Linked DNA regions of Mus musculus: region 2 is linked to region 1. Evidence: chromatin loops called from intact Hi-C (ENCODE). Cell type or tissue: left cerebral cortex. All regions are shown on one strand. Each heading gives the region's core, and the rest is flanking DNA. Links, peaks and the distances in the headings are about the cores only.

The links. Peaks named below come from ENCODE experiments on the same cell type or tissue, not always from the same donor. Only the 100,000 strongest peaks of a DNase experiment are listed, where the experiment ranks them.
Region 2: it touches region 1 in a loop (2.5-fold over the local background); 14 of 42 quality-filtered maps call a loop at or near these places.

Annotation. Positions count from the first base shown.
Region 1 is chr2:130,834,996-130,845,919 of GRCm38, forward strand. 4930402H24Rik (RIKEN cDNA 4930402H24 gene) reads right to left here and starts at 5,150. Exons shown (of 37, transcript NM_029432.2): 1 at 4,969-5,150. The coding sequence starts at 5,051. In left cerebral cortex, for the core only: CTCF peaks have their summits at 2,679 (motif pointing left) and 4,689; DNase peaks (open chromatin) are centred at 3,295, 3,959, 4,240, 4,894 and 3 more places; H3K4me3 peaks cover 3,538 bases; H3K27ac peaks cover 3,596 bases.
Region 2 is chr2:130,898,605-130,909,528 of GRCm38, forward strand. Atrn (attractin) reads left to right here and starts at 7,891. Exons shown (of 29, transcript NM_009730.3): 1 at 7,891-8,363. The coding sequence starts at 7,957. It overlaps A730017L22Rik (RIKEN cDNA A730017L22 gene), which reads right to left and starts at 7,792. Exons shown (of 3, transcript NR_015523.2): 1 at 7,607-7,792. In left cerebral cortex, for the core only: no CTCF peak of the experiment used is centred there; DNase peaks (open chromatin) are centred at 5,562, 7,844 and 8,335; H3K4me3 peaks cover 2,445 bases; H3K27ac peaks cover 1,167 bases.

The DNA.
Region 1 (10,924 bases), core at 1,011-9,010:
TGCAGCCACTGTGCATGCATGCAAACTGTACTTGGACATACATGCATGCACACTGTACATGGACATACATAGATGCAGGCAAAACATCCAGACACAAAGTAAAATGAAAAATCTAATTAAAAATTCAAATAAAAATATTTTATTCTATTCTAAAACCCAGTGACATTTTACTTCTTTCTCATGCTCATCCCGGGTTCCAGAGTGATTTGGAACAACAACAGCCACCATAGCAGAAGGAAAGAGAATAACAAATTCATGGTTGAAGCTTTTACCACAAAGGACTACAGCACTATTCTTATGTACATTTTATTAACCAAGTGCAACTTACAAGTCAACTTAAAAGGGGAAAAGCAACTTTAATTCTACATTCTTGGGGGACAGACACCAAAATTATCTGATAGCATGATTATGGCCATACCTTAGAAAGAAGCCTCTAATTCTGATCAATAATATTTTCACTTCTGATCTCTATTTTCCATCTGTGAGAATGTACTCCTTCAGAAGAGGACCATGCATTTCCAAGTACTAACTATGGTCTCCAGGAACATGACTTCTTCACTAGTTAAGCCTGCCTCTTTCATCAGTCAGGAGTGAGAGAGCACAGAGACCTAGTGTAGCTGAGAGGAAGAGCTGAACCCTACCCTGGTAGGAACCCTCAAAATGTCAAAAAAAAAAAAAAAAATGCAAGGCAGGAGCAGCGAGGGCAGCAGGCATGGTGTCAGGGCTTGAAACCTCAGCCCTTGGCAGCACAAGGCAGGAGGATCAATCAAGTTCAAAGCCAGTCTGAAAAACAGATTTATTTCAAAAGCACTAGGGACATAAGAAGGCAAGACTTTAATAGGTAAGAAAAGCATGTTCAACCACAGGGAGGTAGAGAAATGAGGTGACCCTTCACCAAAATTCCTTTATCAAAGGCCTACTGTTAAACCACTGTGTACTAAGGCAAGTTTCAGCCAAACCACTTTATGCAAAGTTCAGAGTTTAGTTATGGCTAATAAAGTCAGCCAACATGCTTCTTTTTCTTGAGACAGGGTTTCGCTGTGTAGCCCTGGCTGTCCTAGAATTTACTCTATAGACCAGGCTGGCCTCAAACTCACAGAGATCTGCCTGCCTCCCCAGTGCAGGGATTAAAAGAATGAGCCACCACCACCTGGTGATTTTTTTTGTTTGTTTGTTTTTTGGTTTTTCGAGACAGGGTTTCTCTGTGCAGTCATGGCTGTCCTGGAACTCACTCTGTAGACCAGGTTGGCCTCGAACTCAGAAATCTACCTGCCTCTGCCTCCCAAGTGCTGGGATTAAAGGCGTTCGCCACCACTGCCCCGCTAATTTTTTTAAATGTATGTATGTCTGCATGTTTATCTGTGTGAGTGTATATTGCATGTTTGCTGGTGCCAGAAGAGGACACCAGATCCCCGAGCCCTATATATATCTTCTTAACATTCTTTAAGAAAGTAAAGAGCGGGCTGGTGAGATGGCTCAGTGGGTAAGAGCACCCGACTGCTCTTCCGAAGGTCCAGAGTTCAAATCCCAGCAACCACATGGTGGTTCACAACCATCTGTAACAAGATCTGACGTCCTCTTCTGGAGTGTCTGAAGACAGCTACAGTGTACTTACATATAATAAATAAGTAAATCTTTAAAAAAAAAAAAAAAAAAAAAAGAAAGTAAAGAGCTCTCAGCAATGTGGAGGCAGAGGCAGACAGATCTCTGAGTTCAAGGCCAGTCTGGTCTTCTAGGCCATGGATGAGAAACCTGTCTCCAAATAAATAAATAAATAAAAATAAATTTTAAAAAATCAAAGGAAAAAAAGAGGGAGAAAGAGAAAACAAAAGAAAATAAAGAGGCAGAGCGATGGCTCAGTGTGTAAAAGTGCTTTATGTGCAAGCCTGATGACCAAGCTCGATTGCCAGACTCACTTCGGAAGGGGAATCAGATCATGGAAATTACCCTCTTGACCTCTACACACATGCCTTGGGGCCAACATGTCTGCATCTCTCCCTTAACACACACACACACACACACAAACCTGCTAATAATAAATAATTAAAAAAAATTAAAATCAAATAAGTAAGCCAGATGTGGTAATATACTGCTGTAATCCCACCATTCTGGAGACAGAGGCAGGGAAATCACCACAAGTTCAAGGTGAGCTCAGACAACACAGCACGTTCCAGGCCAGCCAGGGCTCCATAGCAAGACAGACAGACAGACTGACAGAGACAGTGACAGAGAGACAGAGACAGAGATGGCAGGTAGTATTCTGGGGATGCATTTTTATGATAAAGTTGCTTCTCCACATCCAAGGCTCAAAGTATTCAAAGCAAGGGTTGGCAAAATAGCTCAGTGGGTAAAGGAGTTTGTCACCAAGACTGATGGCATGAATTGGATCCCTGAGGCAAACATTCACACATGATGGAAGGAAAAGAAAGATGAAAGAATAAAGTTATCCTCTGACTGTTACATGTGCTCTGGGACACACACACACACACAGACACATACATACACATACTTTTGGTTAAACAAATAAAAATGTGGAGATGGCCCAGCAGTTAAGAGCATGTACCCTCTTGTAGAGGACCTGAGATCAGGTCCCAGCACCCATGTCAGGGGACCCACAACTGCCTGTAACTCCAGTTCTAGAGAATCTGACGCCCTCTTCTGGACCCACTGGGAATCTGCATTCACCTGGGCTTTCCTTATACACAGTACGCTCACAGAAATAATCTAAAATGAACTACTTTAAAATACAATTCTTTTTAAAATTTAAATAGATTCCCGAGCTTATGATGGGGATACAGTTCAGAGGCAGAGCATTTGGTTACCATGTTCACGGCTCTGGGTTCCATCCCCAGCACCACATCAAACAAATGTGGCACCGGACACACACACACAGGCAGACAGGCAGACACACACATCCCTCCAGAGAGGTTTATCGCCAGGCTGCTCAAAGTTCTAATGCATCCTGTTTAAATTTCATACAAAGCTGAAATACTTTCAGTGATCCTCTCTGGCCGAAGGATTGAGAAAGGATGGAGACTGTTCCCATGAGCAGCTACACACTACAAACTGTAAACCCCAGAAAGAATTCCTGTTGGGGGCAGAGAAATCCACACAGTGTCAAAGTAGAAGCAAACCAGGTCTCCCAGATGCATTGTTTCATTACTATCTCATTGCTTTTCTTCCTTCACGGCTTAGTCATTCAATAAACACATTGCCAGAGTATATGAAGGAGTCCTGAGAAATGAAGAATGAGAATTAGTTTTGGGGCCTGCAGAATGGCTCAGTGGGTAAAGGCACTTGGCTGCCAAGAGACCTGGCTGAGTCCAATCCTGGTGACCCACATAGGAGAAAGGGAAGAAAAGACTCCTGGCAAGGTGTCCTCTGACCTTCATACTCCCAGTGGCAAGCACAGTGAGTCTCTCTCTCTCACATATACATACACACTACATATATACACACACAATACACACACATAAAACACATACACACACACAATACATGCATCTACACACACAAACACAGACACAATTTAAAAATAAAAAAGAAGCCAAGCAAAGTGGCTCATATCTTTAATCCCAGCACTGAGAAGCAAGTGGATCTGTGAGTTCAAAACCAGTCAGGCCTACAAAGTGAGTCTCTGTCTTAGGAAAAAAAAAGTCATTTTCATTCTTCATAGTTTTGATAAAAGACAACAAAACTCTACAAAACACAAGGCTAGATGTGCTATAGCACTTGTCCAGCAAAAGCAATGTATTGGGATTTGACCCTCAATACTAGAAAGAAACACACACACACAGACAGAGAGAGAGAGAAGAGAGAGACAGACATGAGAGAGGAGAGAGAGAGAGAGAGAGAGAGAGAACACAATACAACACTCAATCAAGAACACAGAAAAAGCCGGCCAGACACGGTGGCACAGACTCAGCATTCAGGAGGCAGAGGCAGGTGGATCTTTTCGGGTTCAAGGTCAGCCTGGTCTACAGTGAGACCCGGTCTCAATTAAAAAAAAAAAAAAAGACAGAAAATAGGATAAGCTATTCTAATATTAGTTGACAACCCCCACTCAAGGGAACAATAGCATATTGCTTTGCCAAATGGCTGCAAGTAAGCAAACAAAAAAGGCCTCTTCTGGTTTAATGACAGGTTAGCAGTACCCAAACCCCAATGACTCCTCCCTTCCCTTTCTTATAGGCTCCTACTGCAACACCTCCACCACTCCAACCTCCGCGTTTCTCTGGCAGCCGCATACTAGCTCCTTCACAAACAAAGCCCGGACGGCTATCAAGGTCAGCCCCAAAGACAGAGAGCAGAAATTGGAAACAGATCTTCTGTATGGAAAAGGGCAGGGCAGCACTCCCTAATATCAACTCCCCTTCCAGTCCACCCGCACTCCTTATCACGAACCTAGTGTCAGCCGCTCTGGGGGGTTCCGAGCCTCCTTTTCCCTCTCCATCCAGTTTCCTTTTTCTTCCTGCGCCCCCAATGACCTTCAAGCCCCTGAAACAGGTGCTCCCCAAGGGAAAGGGGTTGGATGCAGTGGCCAGGGACAGGTGAGCGGAGTTCCCTGTACACGCAGGGGACTGGAAACTCTATAATCGAGCGGCAGTCTGGGGCAAAGGGTCTGGACACCTAGGAGCAAAGGGGTTTACGCGGCAGTTTCGGGAGCTCCACTCGCGTGAACACAGGGCCTCTAGCGGTGGGCTGTCGGTGGGGAAGGTTTAAGGGAAAACCGGTCCATGGGGTGGGGATGTCACAATGGGGTCTTCCCGGAAACCGCAGTGGGTTGTCGAGCTACAGACATAGCAGGGTCCCTCCAGAAGGCCGCCTGTCCCTGGGCAAACGTTCTTCTCAGAGCCGTTTGAAACAATCCTCCGCAAGGAAGCCATATCAGACCACGCCCTGCCGCCCGAGGCGTAGCCGCCCCAAGGCGCATCCCGGGCCACCCTCGGCTGTCTCGACGCGGCATACCTGACGGAGGCCGCCCCACTGCCAAAGGTGCCAGCGAAGCGCGCGGGGGACAGCCCCAGCTGCTGGGGGTCGAACGAGTCCATGGAGGCTGGCGGCGTAGGACCTGGGGGCCGCGGAGGGTCGCTGGGGCCGGCACCGCTGCGGGCCAGCGGCAGGGCGGAGCGAGGGTGCGCCAAGGGGGCGGGGTCGGCGCGCGCGGGCACGCGGGGGCGGGGCGGGAGCGCGCGCAGCGGGGGCGTCAGTGTGAGTCCGGCCCAGCGCCGCACCGTGCTGCGGAGGAGCCAGACGGACTTGGGGTGCGGGCCGCCAGGCGCAGGCTCCGGGACACCACACCTCCGGGCCCTAAGGTCTCTCAGTGCGGTGAGGGTTCTGCGGGAGCTACAGCCACGCTCGCGGACGCGCCCGGGGCGGGGTCTCGCTCCCGCGAGGGCCGGGCTAGGCTTCTTCTGGTCTGTATTTGGCTTTATCTCTAGGTGTCCTGGACCGCTGCCTGGCTACAGTTATCTGTTTCACATCAGTTGCCTATCCATCCTTGGAACGTTCGGCCCCTTAGCGATGCGGCCTGTTGAGAGCACTGGCATCAGTGTGCTCACAGTATCCCAGGAGACGCCTGCCTTTGCAGTTCAGAGTCTGGATAGAATTGTTTCCAGCTGTGGGTCGGTGGGCCAGAAAAAATCTCAGAGCCCAAGTTCCTTCCTGCATAAAGTGGAGAGTTGCTTACTATATACAAGGTCTACTTTAGCATCACATATCGACCTTGTCAAGATGTCCTACGTGTCCTAAATTCATCTTTTCATGGTAAATTATAACACCACAAGACTAGTTTCCCTGCTACAATGATCAGCCTTTGAATTATTTATAAATAGTACTGGCTGAAAAAAATCCTTCTTCCACTCATAAAGATTTTAACAATCCCCAAGGTATCTCTTGCAGGTTTGAAAAAGAGAAGGAACTAAAATGCTTATTTTTATACTTAAAGGAAAATAAAATTTTGCCTTCAGACCCAACTCGTGAATGTGTAACCATTGTTTAGAGGTAACCAACACAGTATCTGAAAATCAGCCAATCAGAGACAGCCTCTCTTCAGGGGCTTCCAAATCAGCCAGTTATCAACAGCTTCTGAAACCCAGCTAATCATTGACAGCAGCCCAATCAGCAGCGCAATGACCAGGCTTCCGAATGAAAGAGCCTTTCTTAGCTGCTTTGTTCTGTAGACCACTGTTAACAGCCAGGAGACTGTAAATTGCTAAACAGTCAATTTATTGAAACACCTCGAGCTTTTACGCACCCAGTCATTATATACATCTCCAGCTCTGTTAATCAGCTTTGAGAATACATCTTTTCTCTACAAGCAAATGTGATATTCACCTTCTTCCTTCCTCCTCCATTTGGTATGTTTTATGTAGCCTAGGCTGACCTTGAACCCCTGAACTTGAACCCTTGAACTCTTGCTTCAACCTCCTAAATTCTGAGATTACAGGCCTGCATCATCATGTCCAGATGGAAGGCTACTACAATTTGTAGCACAGAACAAAATTGTGTGCCTTTGGTTGCTTGGCCAATGTCGTGGTATGCAGATATCACATCTTTTGTATTCATTTATCAGTTAATGAATATAGAAGCTTTTTTCCACACTTTCTGTGCCTTAGCTTAATGCCAATATGACCAAATACCGAAAGTTTTTGTGTAGACATGTTTTTAATTCTCCTGTATATGTAGTATACTCCTAGAAGTGTACTGCTTGATTATACTGAAAGTCTGTGTTTAATAATTTGAGGCATCTTTTTGTTTTCCAAAAAAGCTGCACCATTTATATTCACATTACCTAGGTGAGAGAGTCCCAATTGTTCCACGCGTTTCCAAACATTTAATATCTATCTTTGGATCGTAGTCATCTTACTGGATATGAGGCTGTAGTTTCCTTATGGTCATTTTTTCATGTGCTATTGGAGAGAAATAGTGTAAATGAGAATTCCTGGAAAAAAAAAAGCTGTGTCTGCAAAACTGATTGAAAACTGATCTTATTGGCCAGGTGTAACAAGTTCATGTTCCCAGGCTTAGGAACACACACGCACCCCACTTCTCTCCAAATGTCTTCTTAATTGTCTCTTAACTGAATATAGAATATAGAAATCGCTGTTATCTGAACCAAGGTGCATAAGTTGGAAAAACACATAACCAGTTGTCTGTTATGCCCTAATTAACTACACGCAGCTGACCCACTCCTTTGTCCTCTTACCACTCTGAGCTCCAGACCTAACGTCTAGGAAAATGAATTAAGAACCTTGAAGCCAGGTGCCCTGGATACAGCCCAGTCTCCAAGGGGTACTCCCTTACTTAACCCGTAATGTCAGAGTACAACTGGATAACACTGCAGCCCCACTCAGCTCCCCCCTCAATTTATGTTCCCATTTTTGAAAAACATTGTACGGTCTCCCTTCAGGACAAAGTTTACATCCTGAGCTGGCCACTTCTCTGGGCACTCAGAGAATAAAGCTTTCATGTTTAAGCTTCTGTCTCTGAAGTGAGTTTTCGCAGCTTCTACCCCGAACCCAACATAAGAAGAAGTAACCAGATGTGCCACTGTTTACTGAATTGTGGTCTGCAGCCAATGAGCAGCTAGATAGGGGTGTGGAAAGAGCATGGTTGAAAGAAAAACTGAAGAGAAAGGCATCTGGAGAAGTATTTGGATAGCTCTCTCCAAATGCACAAAAAAATTGAAGATAATTATATCTCATGAATTTTTTTGTTTTGTTTTGTTTTTTGAGACACAGTTTCTCTGTAAAGCCCTGGCTGTCCTGGAACTCACTTTGTAAGACCAGGCTGGCCTCGAAATCAGAAATCCACCTGCCTCTGCCTCCTGAGTGCTGGGATTAAAGGCGTGTGCCACCATGTCCGGCGTGATTTTTTTTTTTTTTCATTGAGACAGGTTTCTCTGTGTAGCCCTGACTGTCCTGGAACTTGCTCTGTAGATTAGGCTGGCCTGGAATTCAGAGATCCACCAGCCTCTACCTCCCAAGTGCTGGGATTAAAATAGGACACCACACCCCAACAATTGTGTCCCATGTAAATGCTCATCAAAAGGTAACTTCAGCTAAGGAGTTCAATAGTTAAGTAGCTAGGATGACCCATTCTGTGACAGCCAGCCTCTTTCCCCAGCCATTCCTGTCATTGCCCAACTCCCCGAATCCCAAACATCAGTTCAAATTCCCAGAAACGAGCTCACTCTGGACTACAGGAGGATTCCTAGGAGATAAAAGGCAGGAGTCCTCTAGAACTTCTGAAACCAGATCCCATCTGCCGGAAGGAGTCATTTTCCTTACCGCTGGCAGAAGGGACTTACGGCTCCATTGGCATATGCCTGTAATTGATATCGAAGTACATGTTGCCTCCAGGCTCCTTCAGCTTCCCAAGTACCTATTATATATTTCATAGTTCACACTAGCACATTAGCATCGTAGGCGTTCTCATCTGCCCAGGCTTCCTTCCTCCCAGATACCCATTTGTTCTCTTTATAATGACAAGGTTTCCCCACTGCCCCTACTATTCTACATTTTCTCTGTTCACTATTCCCTGCTATTCTTCATTCTCCCACAGATAACCCTGGTCATGCCCAGTCTTTTGGTCATATTCAGTCTACTTTTCCTCTCTGCTTTGGACTCTTCCAGATGCCTCTGACTGTTCTCTCACATCTACAATTAAAACTTTAACAATATCATGGAGTGGTCATATCAGCAATTTCTTTACAGTGTTATGGGAGAGATGGAAGTTATGTATGAGCTCAACAATACGGATTTGCTCTCACCAAGGCTGGCCTTCTGCAGTTGCTGCTGAGTGTCAAATCTGCCAGCAGCAAAGACTAACACTTAGCCTCTGATAAGGAACTGTTCCCCTGGGTGACCAGCCAGTGACCTACTCGGTCAGTCAACTTTGGATAACTTTCCTTTATGGGAAGTCAATGCTTTTGCCTTAGTGGAATAGATACTTATTCTAGTTGTGAATTTGCTGTTCCTGCATGTAATGCTTCTGCTAGAACACCATCATCCACATACTTATAGAATGCCTTATCCACAGCCATGGTATTCCACACAGCACTGCTGACCATGGAACTCACTTCACGGCCAGAGATATGGGACAGTGGGCTCTATGCTCATGGAATCCATTCATCTTATCATGTTCCCCACCATCCTGAAACGGCTGACTTGATAGAATGGTGTAAAGGCCTTTTGAAGACACAGTTACACTAGCAATTAGGGCAACCTTTTGAAGACATGATTACAGTGCTAATTAGCTGTCAGTATCCCTGAGTGCCTGGGCAGAGTTCTTTAGAAAGCAGTATATACTTTGAATCAACATCCAATATATAGTGAGGTTTCTTTTATAGCCAGCATTCACAGGCTCAGGAAGAGGGGGGGATGGAGGAGGGGAGGGGGAGAGGGGAGGGAGAGGAGAGGGAGGGGAAAAGGGAGAGAGGAGGGGAGGGGAGAGGGAGAGGAGAGGGAGAGAGAGGAATGGTCTTCTTACCCCTAGTAACTCATTAGGGAATTTTCTGCTTCCTGTTTCCTCAACCTTCAGTTCTACTGGCCTAGAAGTTCTGGTTCCAGCGGAGTGGTCCTGCCTGGAGACAAGCAAACATTCCACTGATCTGGAAGCTCAGACTTCCCCCTAGACACTTTAGGTTTCTGATACCCTTAAGCCAAAAAACTAAGAAAGGAATAACAGTGTTAGGGTGGGTGACTGATCCAAACTACCAAGGGGAAATTGGATTGCTTCTTCACAGTGGAGGTAAGGAAGATTATAGTGCAGGAGGTCCTTTAGGGTGTCTCGTGGTGTTACCATGTCCTATAGTTAAAGTCAGTTGGAAACTAGAATAACCCAATCCAGGCAGGATGACAAAGGGTCAGAACACTCCAGGGGTAAAGATATGCGTCACTCTTTCAGGTAAAGACCTGGAACCTGCTAAGGTTTTTCCTGAGGGTAGAAGAAATACAGAATAAATAGTAGAAGAAGGTAGCTATAAATATCAACGGAGGTCACATGACCAGTTGCAAAACCAAGGATTGTAATTGACACAAGAATTTCTATAACATTCCATTAAGAAAATATTTGTGTATATATACATATATATCAAGCAGATATTTGTGTTTTCTTTCCTCTATTATCATGTAATATATCAATTGAGATATAGTGAAGGTTATGTTGGAAATCTATATTATTATATATATAATTATATTTAGAAGACTAAGTATTTCTCAAGGTACTTTGTAACCTATTTGAAAATTAATGATGTTTGTGGTTATATGTAGGATAGTTATATCAGTGTTACATAGAATTACAAACTGGTTATTGTTCTCATTTGGAAATTAAGCACAACATAACAAGGTGTGATTGTATTCTTGTTGACAAGGGATAGACTTCTGGTGGCTAATCTTTATTGTCAACTTGACTATACATCTGGAACCAACTAAAACACAAGCTGCTGGAAACTCATGAGGAATTTTCCTTAATCAGATTATATGAATCAGGAAGACCCACTTAAATCTGAACCAATGCAGGGACAAAAAAAAATGGCGCAGAGACTGAAGGAAAGGCTAATCAGAGACTGTCCCATCTAGGGATCCATCCCATGCACAGACACCAAACCACCATTGCTGATGCCAAGATGTGCTTGAAGACAGCAGTCCTGATATGGCTGTCCTCTGAGAAGCTCTGCCAGCACCTGACTAAGACTGATGCAGATACTCACAGCCAACCACTGAACTGAGCCCCGGGACCCCAGTGGAAGAGTTAGGGAGACTGAAGGAGCTGAAGGGGATTGCAACCCCATAGGAAGAACAACAATATCAACTAACCAGACCACCCAGAGCTCCCAGGGACTAAACCACCAACCAAAGAGTATACATGGCAGGTCCATGGTTCTGGCCACATATGTAGCAGAGGATGGCCTTAACTGGCA
Region 2 (10,924 bases), core at 1,754-9,753, 64 kb after region 1:
CTTTCCCAAGTGAGCTGCTGGTTAGACGTTTATCAGCACGCCTCTGGTACAGACTCAGTAGAAATGCCCGTCTGTTGGCATATGCTTTTAATTCCACCAGTCAGGAGCCAGGGGTAGACTGATCTCTATGAATTCAAGGCCAGCCTGGTGTACATAGATTCCGGCACAGCCAGGGATACATAGAAAACACTATCTCAAACCCACAAAAGGAATTAAAAATTAAAAATGAAGTGTAAGGAAATCACCAAGCAGCCTGGTGTGGTGGTTTCGATGAGACTGGTCCCTGTAGGTTCACAGACCCGCATAGTCAGTCTCCAGTGGATGAGCTGCCAGGGAAGGATTAGGGGGTGTGGCTTTCTTGGAGTAGGTGCTGCTTCATTGGTGGAGGTGTGTCAGTAGAGGTAGGCTTTGAGGTTCAAAAGACCACACCTTTGAACCCAGACAGGCCCAGTCTGTTTGTCTCTGTCTCTCTGTTTCTGTGCCTGCTGCTTAGGATCAGGACATAAAGCCATGCCTACCTCCATGCCACTATGCTCCCCACCATGATGATGATGGACTAACCTTCCAAAACTGGAAGCAAACTCCCTAGTTAAATGGTCTCATTTATAGGAGTTCCTATGGTCACTGTGTCTCTTCACAGCACTAGGACACTGAGACACCTGAGTTAAAATCCTAGACTGAGGAGCTCAGGTGAACACTTGGCACTCACCTACTGTGTACAAAGTACTGTGTTCAATCATCATTACTGGGAGAAAAACGTTTTGTGATAGCTGGCTGCAGGGGCTGAAGCCTCTAATACAGACCCTGAGAGACAGAGGAGGAGAACCACCTCAAGTGTGAGGTCAAGCCGGGGCCACTGAGCAAGACCTTGTCTTGACAAAGCAAAAAGCAAACAGACACACATTCCCAGACTCAAACTAGAAACTCCCCAAATGTCTCCCAGGAACAGGATAAGTTAACAATTTGTCATAAAATTTTATATATTTTTTTTTTCGTACAAAAGAATATGAGATAGAAAATAAGTGGCCTACTATTTTAAGTAATATGGCCGGATATCACAAATAGACTTCTTAGTGAAAGAAGCAAGACATAAAAGAACTCATTCTGTAGAGTTCTGTTTATACGAAGTAAAACCAACAACATAGTAAAGCGAATCTATGCTGTACAAAGTCGGAAGAGTGACCCCTTGGCTGTGGTGGTGTGGCAGGAGCAGGCTAGAGGAGACCCGACAGTGTCCTGATTCCTTCTCTGCGTTCTGGTTATTTGTGTACGTTTACTTTGAGGAGTTCCATGGTTGTATGTATGTTTTACTTTTCTGCATTCATGCTATACTTTAGTACAGAGTTTTAAAAGGCATATTGTATAGGGTATTTGTAACCACGAGCCACTCTAGTGGGCTCTTGTGCATGCAAAACTTCTTTTCTTTCTTATTTTATAAAATATATTATTTTATAAAACAATTTTCATGAGTTTAAACCCATGAGCAGTATAAGATCACACGGATTCTGTGTCCAGTGGCCTTTGCAGGCAGGTTGCTTTGGAATTAAACATTTAGTCCATGGGCCCCTATCTTAGTTACTGTTCTGTTTGCAGTGAAAGGATGCCAATGACTGAAGTAGCTTATAAAAGAAAGCATTTAACAGAGAGCTTGCTTACAGTTTCAGAGGGTTAGTGCTTGAATATCATGACAGGGAGTCTGGTAGCACACAGGAAGGTATGGGACCAGAGCAATACCTAAGAGCTTACATCTGATCAGAAAGTTGCAGGCAGAGACAGAGACTGGGCCTGGTGTGGGCTTTTGAAACCTCAAAGGTCACCTTTGAGTAACACACCTCCTTCAACAAGGCTACACCTCCTAATCCTTCCTAAAAAACGTCACCAACTGGGAACCAACCATTCAATGTGTGACTATGGCCATTCTCACTCAAACCACCACAGGCCTGGATTCCCCAACCTCCACCCCTGGCCATTACTCTTACTTTGTTTAGTTTCCCTCCAGAAGTACCGGAGTTCTTTTTTTTTTTTTTTTTTTTTTTTTTTTTTTTTTTGCTTTATACACATGTTCATCACACCTAAGTAGACTTCAGTTTCATCTTGAGCATACACTCCTTCATTTTAAGAAGAGTCATGCTCTCTCTTTGGTTCTGAGGTCTTATCTTATAGCCAGCAAGGCCGCCGCAGGTGTTGGGAGCACAGCACAAAGATCTCCAGAGAAACCAGGAATGTCTTTCCAATGGCAAAGATGTAAAAAACCTTTTCTTCCACCCAAAATTCTGAAAGTTGGAAATGATTAATGGCCTGATTTTTCTTCCTTCCTCTTTCACTGTGTTTCTTATAACACTCTTTTTTTTAAAAAAAGATTTATTTATTATTATATCTAAGCACACTGTAGCTGTCTTCAGACACACCAGAAGAGGGTGTCAGATCTCACTAAGGATGGTTGTAAGCCACCATGTGGTTGCTGGGATTTGAACTCATGACCTTTGAAAGAACAGTCAGTGATCTTACCCACTGAGCCATCTCTCCAGCCCCATAACACTCTCTTAATAAACCATTTCTTCATATGATGCTTCAGGCTCCACTTTTGGAGACACTGTTTTAGTCTATTCTTTGTTGCCATTAACAGAATATCTGAAATTGGAAAAGTTGATTTGGCATCTAAGGATGCCCAAGACTATGATGTAGTGAGAAACTTGTGGTGTTTTAATCCACAATGGCAAGAAGCAGGCAAGTAAGTCTATTCAGAGAGAAGCAAGAGAAACCCAAGGTAGCTGAACTCACTGTATCACAACCAGTTCTCCTGGAAACTAACCCAGTGTCATGGGAGTAAGAACCCCGGTGGCAGAGGCATTAATTAACTCATCTGAGTAAGCACTACTCATAGGTCTTGTGGTAGTTTGAATGAGAATGGCCCTGTCTTAGTTATTGTTCTATTGCTGTGAAGAAACATCATGACCAAAGCAACTTACAGAAGAAAGCATTTAATTGGGAGCTTAATTACAGTTTCAGAGGGTGAGTCTATTATCATCATGACAGGAAGTGTGACAGGCAGGCATAGCACTGGAGCAGTAGCTAAGAGCTTACATGGGGATCTACAAGCAGAGGCAGAGAGAGCATGAAACTGGACCTGGCATAGGCTTTTGGAACTTCAGAGCCCACTCCTAGCGACACACCTTCTTCAACAAGGCCATACCTTCTAACCCATCCCAAACAGTTCCACCAACTGAGGACCAAGTCTTCAATGAGCCAGCGGGGGCCATTCTCATTCAAACCACTATAGACCCCAGTAGGCTCACAGGACCCAGGTTCAGTTCCCTGGCACCTGCATGGAGGTTCATAACCAGGCAGTTCATAATGATTCTTCTATTTACAGCTTAGACATAAAGCATTCCTGGTTAAAGGCTGGTTTTGTTTGTCATTGGCAGTAACATTTCTGGGACCTGGAAATGGCTGCTTGAGGAAGGACCAGTGAAGAAAGGGTAGCATAAATTCTGGGTACAAAGGCTTATAGAGTTATGGTGTGAAAGAAAAATCCTCATAGGCTCGGGTATTTGAATACTTGGCCTCCAGTTGATGGCACTGTTTGGGGGAGATTATGGAGCCTTTAGGAAGTGAAGGCTGGCTGTCTTTAGGTCAGGCTTTGATGTTGCATAGCCTGGTCCCACTTCCTGTTATTCCCCTCTGCTACCTATGTATGGATGAAGTCTGATCTTTCTGTCTCCTATGTGCCAGGCCACCTTTATATTCCTGCCATGCCTTGTCTGCTGCGATGGACTATATCCCTTCTGGAACTATAAGCCAAAGCAAACATGTATTCCCTAGCATGCTTCCCCCCACCCCCGTTAAGGTGCATTTTACGAGTGTTTTGCCTGAATGTATGTGTGTGTACTATCTGCATATTTGGTACACGAAAAGATCAGAAGATCTCATCTGATTATCTAGATCCCCCAGAGCTAGAGCAATGGAAGCTATTTATGAACCACCAAGTGGGTGCTGGGAACTAAATCTGGATCATCTGCAAGTAGATTTAACCTCAGGGCAGTCTCTCCAGCCTCCAACTTGCTTTTTCTCAAGACATTTTAAACATAACTAATTCATAGAGCTCAAAAGACATACTTTCAGAGGCCTGACCAGACATGACACATAGCTTACTATCTATGTGTATATTTGATTTTATGATCATACTGAATTCTTTATTCCTTTCTCTTCCTTCCTTTCCTCCTTCCTTTTCTTTCTTTCTTTCTTTCTTTCTTTCTTTCTTTCTTTCTTTCTTTCTTTTCTTTCTCTCTTTCTTTCTCTTTTTCTTTCTTTCTTTCTTTCTTTCTTTCTCTCTCTCTCTCTCTCTCTCTCTCTCTCTCTCTCTCTCTCTCTCTCTCTCTCTCCCTCTCTCTCTTTCTTCCTTTCTCTTTCTCTCTTTTGAGACAGGATCTTCTTCTACATAGCCCTGACTGGCCAGGAACTCACTTTGTATGCCAGGCTGGCTTTGAACTCAGAGATCCACCTACCCCTGCCTCCCAAGTGCTGGGATTGAAAGAGCATGTGTTACTACCCCTAGGTGAGTATTTTTGTTTGTTTTAAATTTATTACTGTGTGTGCTCATGTTATGGGATGAGTATGGAGGTCTGAAGACAATGTTGTGGAGTCAGCTCTCTCCTTCTACCTTTATACAGGTTTCAGGGGTTGAACTTAAGTTGCCAGCTTTACACGGCAAGCATCTTTACCCACTGAGCCAACCCTTTCTGGTTTTTGTTTTTTTTTTTTTTATTAAAAATCTTTTAAATAGGATCTGTCTATTATGTATCTCTGATTTGTCCTGGAACTTACTCTGTAGACCAGGCTGGCCTCACAAAGATCCACCTGCCTCTGCCTCCCCAGTGCTGGGACTGGAGTCATGTACCACCATGAGTAGTCTCACCAGCCCTTTCTTGATGAATTCTTAATTGGGTCTACATCACTAGACCTCTTGTCCTTGTTGAAAGTGAGTTACAGGATATGTTAGTTTTTTGTTGTGTAACCAGTCATTCCCATTACTGGCTTAAACAAGTACTCTTACTTATTTTGCTCATATACTAGTAACTTGTGTTTGGCAGGGAGTCCTTGTCTTGGCTACTTGATTATCTGGTACTCAAGTGAGACGTCTTGAGTGGCTGTAGATTAGAAAGGTTGGAGCATAGCTACCTTCTAGTATGGCAATTTCAGAAAAGTGGAATTCTTTGATGGCCCCTGGCTTTCCCCAGAGCAAGTGTTCCGAGACAGCTGGAAAGAATCGTCAAGATTTTGTGTGACCCAGGAATCTCAGACTGGAAAATCCCAGAAAGGCTTCCTCTCTTCATGGCAGGAGACAGTGTTAGCCTCTTTTGTGCTTCTGTGAGCAAAATGCCCTGGCAAAAGCAACTTAAGGGAAGAAGTATCTATTTTGGCTCTTGTTAACAGAAGGATTTCAGTCTCTCACACAGGGAAGGCGTGGCAGAGTTCCCAGCTGTCTGTGGCAGAGAGACGCATGGAGTGGAGGATGGCTTACATGGTAGCAATACAGAATAAGGGAAAGCAAGGAGAACCAGAGGCAGGAGCACGCTCCAAGGCAGCGCAGCCCACAGGCTTCCAAACAGTGCCAGAAGCAGGGAGCTAAGGGTAAAACAGGAGCGGGGGCCGTGGGGAGAGGGGGAGAGGCGGGCACGGGGATAGGTGAGATTCAATAGGAGACGTTGTAACTGTGTAGTCTACCACATGACCATGGTAGGTCCATGTCTCCTGCTTCCTTCTTTCATCATATACAGCCGTATGTAGAACACAGTAGAGGAGAAAGAGAAAAGACAAAGAAATGAACAAATGTGAAGACTGGAATCTGGTTTGGAGCCCTGGGATAGCTGGGGTGAGGCTGCTGTGTATGCAGTTCAGCTCTACCAGGCCTTCAGGGGATGCAGAGTGAGCAAGGTCAGGGCCTGCGCTGGACACTGGTGTCTGACTATGGGTGCACTCCAATTCTCTACTCCCAGGTTAATCAGAGAGGTTTCATACATGTATGTGAGGTTTTCTTTGTTTTCCAGGACCAGGTGCCCAAACTCTCAAGTACCTGCATAAGTATACTCTGCACAGCCCAAGATTATGAGGCAAAGTTCTGATTAGCCTCTCTAAAGCAGGCTGAAACATTGCTTGAAAGAGCAATGGGCCTCTCACTGGATGAGACACAGGAAAGATTTGTTCCTATTTAGATAATGTAGACTTGATGAGAAATCTTGCTTGTCAACTTGACTGTATCTGGGATCAACAACAACACAAGCACATAGGCATTCTTGGGAAGAACTGGTTTTTCTTTTTAAGACTAGGATTCTCTATGTAGCCCTGGCTGTTCTGGAATTCACTCTGTAGACCAGGCTGGCCTCACAGAGATCCACCTGCCTCTGCCTCTCAAGTGCTGGGATTAAAGGTGTGGGCCACCATTTCTTGGGCATGAAGAATTGTCTTAATCAGATTACCTGAAGCAGGAAGACTCATTCTAAATCTGTGTAGCACTTTCTCATGGCAGATAAGAGGACAGAGAAGAAGAAACTTTGCTTTCTGTCTGCTTGTTCTTATTCTTGGAGGGAAGGTCATCTATCAAGTTTCTGCAGCGTTACCTCACTGATATTAGAACTGACTTCTTTGGATCAGCAGTGAGATCTCCAGGAATCTTTTAGGACTCCAGCACCGAATTGGGACTGTGGAGTCCAGTCTTGTGGATCAAGCACCTTTCTAGGGTGGGACAGCCATTGTTGAACTACTTGGACTGCATCCTGTAAGCCAACTAAATAGATCTCTATCTATCTATCTATCTATCTATCTATTCTTTTAGTGGAACAACTCAGATGGCTAAAACAACCCATATGGCTTCTTCACTCAGTGACTGTTCTTCCAGCTATAAGCTTACCAGATTCATTTGCCTGGGACCTTTTCTCTCCATATGACCTCTGTATGAATCTTTCCAAGGTGGAAGAGCAGGAGAATCCCAGGACAACAAATAAACAAATACCTCCCAAACCAGACCAAGCAACAAAAGAAACAAAAAATAAGATCAGAGCTGGAACTGACACGTTATCTCTTTACCATATCCTTCTATCGGTTTAATATAGTCAAGGTCCAGCGTACATTCCAGGGTAGTGGCCCATACAAGGTTATGCTATTGGGAAGTATGTATCATTGGGAGTAGGAGAGGCACTGGCGTTAGCAAGAAGGGTGTGCAAGCTGAGAGCGCTCCCGGTAATTCTGGGCTGTTCTTTCTTCAGAGAATATGGATAGGTCGTGGGGTACAAGATAATGCTAAACTTCTCCTGCAGAATTTAAGGTACACATAGACATGGTCTGCCACTGGTTCAATCCGCTCGCTATCAAGGAAAGCCTGGCTGTGTGTGCATTCAGTCAGTTACACATCTATTCATATGCAGGTGCTTAATTAACACACGTGCCATTTTGTTATCCCTAGTTTAGAAACGCGAATGCAGTAAGTACTACTTCTTCAGGTCTCAGCTAGCAACACACGACATCATTAGCCTTTTGGGTCCGGTTTCTCACCAAAATGGAGTTGGGGTTATAAGCTGAGCTTTGGAGGCGTCCAAAGGGTAACACTTACCACAGTCAGCTTGTCTAGCAGAGCCAGGCAGCCACTGTAAGGAGGTACTGGCTAACTCGTCGTAGCGCGGTGCGGAAAGCAAAGAGCCTCCGTAGACTAGGCGATGTTCATCCGCGCTAAGACCCTGGCATTGAGCAGGTCTACATGCTGGGCACGCCGGAAGACCACGGCCCTGGTCCCGCCCCCGCGCATGCCAGCCCCGCCCCTGCCCGACGCACAGCGGGAGCCCCGCCTTGGATATGGACCCGCCGGGCCACCGTCGCCCGGCCCCGCCTAGCACGGCCAGGCGAAGGGGAGCCGGCGTGCGGGGTGTGTATGTGTTCGCTGGGCGCCGGCTCAGCCCCAGGAAGATGGTGGCGGTGGCGGCGGCGGCGGCGACTGAGGCGCGGCTGAGGGGGAGCACGACGGCGACAGCAGCGCCTGCGGGCAGGAAGGGCAGGCAGCACCGACCCTGCACCGCGACAGGGGCCTGGAGGCCGGGACCGCGCGCCCGGCTGTGTCTACCGCGGGTGCTGTCGCGGGCGCTGCCCCCGCCGCCGCTGCTGCCGCTGCTCTTTTCGCTGCTGCTGCTGCCGCTGCCCCGGGAGGCCGAGGCCGCTGCGGTGGCGGCGGCGGTGTCGGGCTCGGCCGCAGCCGAGGCCAAGGAATGTGACCGGCCGTGTGTCAACGGCGGCCGCTGCAACCCTGGCACCGGCCAGTGCGTCTGCCCCACGGGCTGGGTGGGCGAGCAATGCCAGCACTGCGGGGGCCGCTTCAGGTGAGTGCGGGTGGGGAGTGCAGGCCCAGCCTGATGTTCCAGGCCCAAGGCAGGTGCAGGGCTTGAAATCGCGAGGGTAGAATTTGCCCCACTGTGTTTGATGATGGCTTGCCTCCTGGAGGGATGTTCATTTGGTGGCCTTCGGGTCTGCCTGTGGTGGAAGATTGAGAAGGAACGGGAACACTCGGGAGGCATTTGTTGCTGTGGGTTAGATGTGGGTCCTGAAGAGTATAAAAGCCCACCTCGAAAACGGGCTTATTTAGGATAAATGAGGTATCAAGGAAACGGTGAGTGAGTGAGTTCTTCAGCACTTGCCTTTGACCAGCCCAAGAGATTGGAGATATGTGTGTCTGGAAGAAGTACAGCCGAGGAAGTGACATGTTGGGTGAAAATAGAAGGTAAGGCTGGGTTGTAAGATTTCAGGGATAAAAGTACCATTGGTTGTTGTTCCAAGGAAAGTGAAGAAACTAGTTTTTGGATCCTCACTGTTGGCCTATTGGAACGGGGTTGTCTAGAGAGGAGAATCCTATTAGCCCTAGATTCTCCACAACATGCAGTTGGCTTGGTTTGGGGCAGAACCTCTTGGAGAGATCACTTTTTAATTAGCTTTTATCTATTATTTGCTTCTGTTGTGAGAGAATTTTTGGATAATGCACACAGGTAGATCCATCATCCAGAGTTTGATGTGGTCCACAAGAAGTTAGGAACACAGCAAGGGGAAGTTATAAGACCTACAGTGTCATCCATATCTCAGGCAGATATTTGTTGACTGGGTTCCCCATTTGACGTGGGAAAGTGAGGGAATGTGAACGTGGCGTAGGATTGATTCTTGCTCCAATTGATCTTATGTTCTAGTGAGGGCTGACAGGCAGTCAACACGTAACTAGGCAAAAGGAATGAGCAGGATAATTTCAGATAGTGGTAAATGCTAAAAGCAAAATACAAACAGGTGGTCGGTCTTCCAGGATTCCGATAAGTGGTGACATTAGAAGCCACCCATTTGAGTGTCATTTGATCTGAGTGAGGCCTGAACCTGGCATAAGAGAACCTGTGGAAATGAAGGGGCAGAGAGTGTGTGACTGGCTAGCAGTAAGCAGAGAAGTCTCGGAGGAGGAGGAGGAGGAGGTGACATTGAATTTGAGCATGTGAGGTTAAGTAGGATTTGCAAGCGTGAAGTTGGGGAGAAGAATTCCAAATGGAAAAAAAAAGCTGCAGACATAGTGGTAGAGTCCAGAAGGTGGAGTTTTGCCAGTGCCCCTGTAGTAGAAGAGAGTTGTAAGGGAGAAGCTTGGAATGTTAAAGTAATAGATCTCTGTTAGATCTTCTAGGGGACTCAGAGATCAGTGGCAAGATGAACTCTTAAGTTTTACAATGGAGAAACCAAGGAACCTCAGCACCAGTGTTTCGGGGGTTGGTCTAATAGTTTAGCGTGTTGTGATTTTAGGCTTCGAGATACAGTGGTAAACAAGTTGTATGTAATTTTATTCTTGTAGAACTTAACTTTTCGTTTGGGAGTAAAAAATACCATAATGGAGCTGGAGAGCTGGCTCAGTGGTTAAGAGTACTTGTTGCTCTTGCAGAGGACTGGGGTTAGGTTCCCAGCACCTACATGGTGGCTCATGATCATTTATGACTCTAGTTCCAGGGGATGTCATGCCTTCTTCTGACTTCAGGCACCAGGCACACATGCAGGCAAAACACTTACACAGGAAATAAAAATAAATATTTTTAATTTGGAACTTACTGTGTAGGCCAGGCTGGCCTCAAACTCACAGAGATCAGCCTGCCTCTGCCTCCCAAGACCTGGGATTAAAGGCATGTGACATCCTGCCCCCTTAGTCCCCCCAATAAATAATTCTTTAAAATTATTTAATTTTAAATCCAGTAATCAATATATTGTAATTTTGCATGATTGTGGAGGTGAGGGCAGCGGTAGAAGCCAGCTCCTTTCAGAGTGAGACTAAGATTCATCTTTCTGTTGAGATACTCCTGAGGGGCAGGATGGGGGATGAGTGACATCAAGACAGGTTAGAGGGGAGATCCAGTGTCCATAGCAGAGAGAGCAAAAGGGACCAAGACTGCAGAGAGAGGTCGGTGCAGTGCTATGCCACATAGAGGTAGGAAGTGGATTTAGGATTTGACCTTTCACCAAAGAGCAATGGGATGCAACAGGTCACTCTGTTTTCATGAAATTGTAGACTTAGAGACGGGAACCAGAAAGGGAATAGCCTTAAAGGTCAGTTGACTTTAGATGCTTCCAAGATCAGGGGGATTGATGGAGGGACCTTCAAATTCTGAAAACCTGGGCTACAGGCATGAGATGTTATGGGCAGTTGATAGAGACTGTTGGTGTAGGTCAGAGCCAGACACCACTGCTGCTAGTAGAGACGAGGTAGATATTGTGTGGGAGTATAGAGATAAAATGGTTAGGTCTCTCTTTCAGATCGGTTTGTTCTTGGACATGTGAACACGATAGTGAGGAGAAAAGGCTAGCTCTTACTTTGGGTGATTGAGAGGCAATATTTACAAGGCACAGGGACATAGGTAGGACTAGGCTGAGA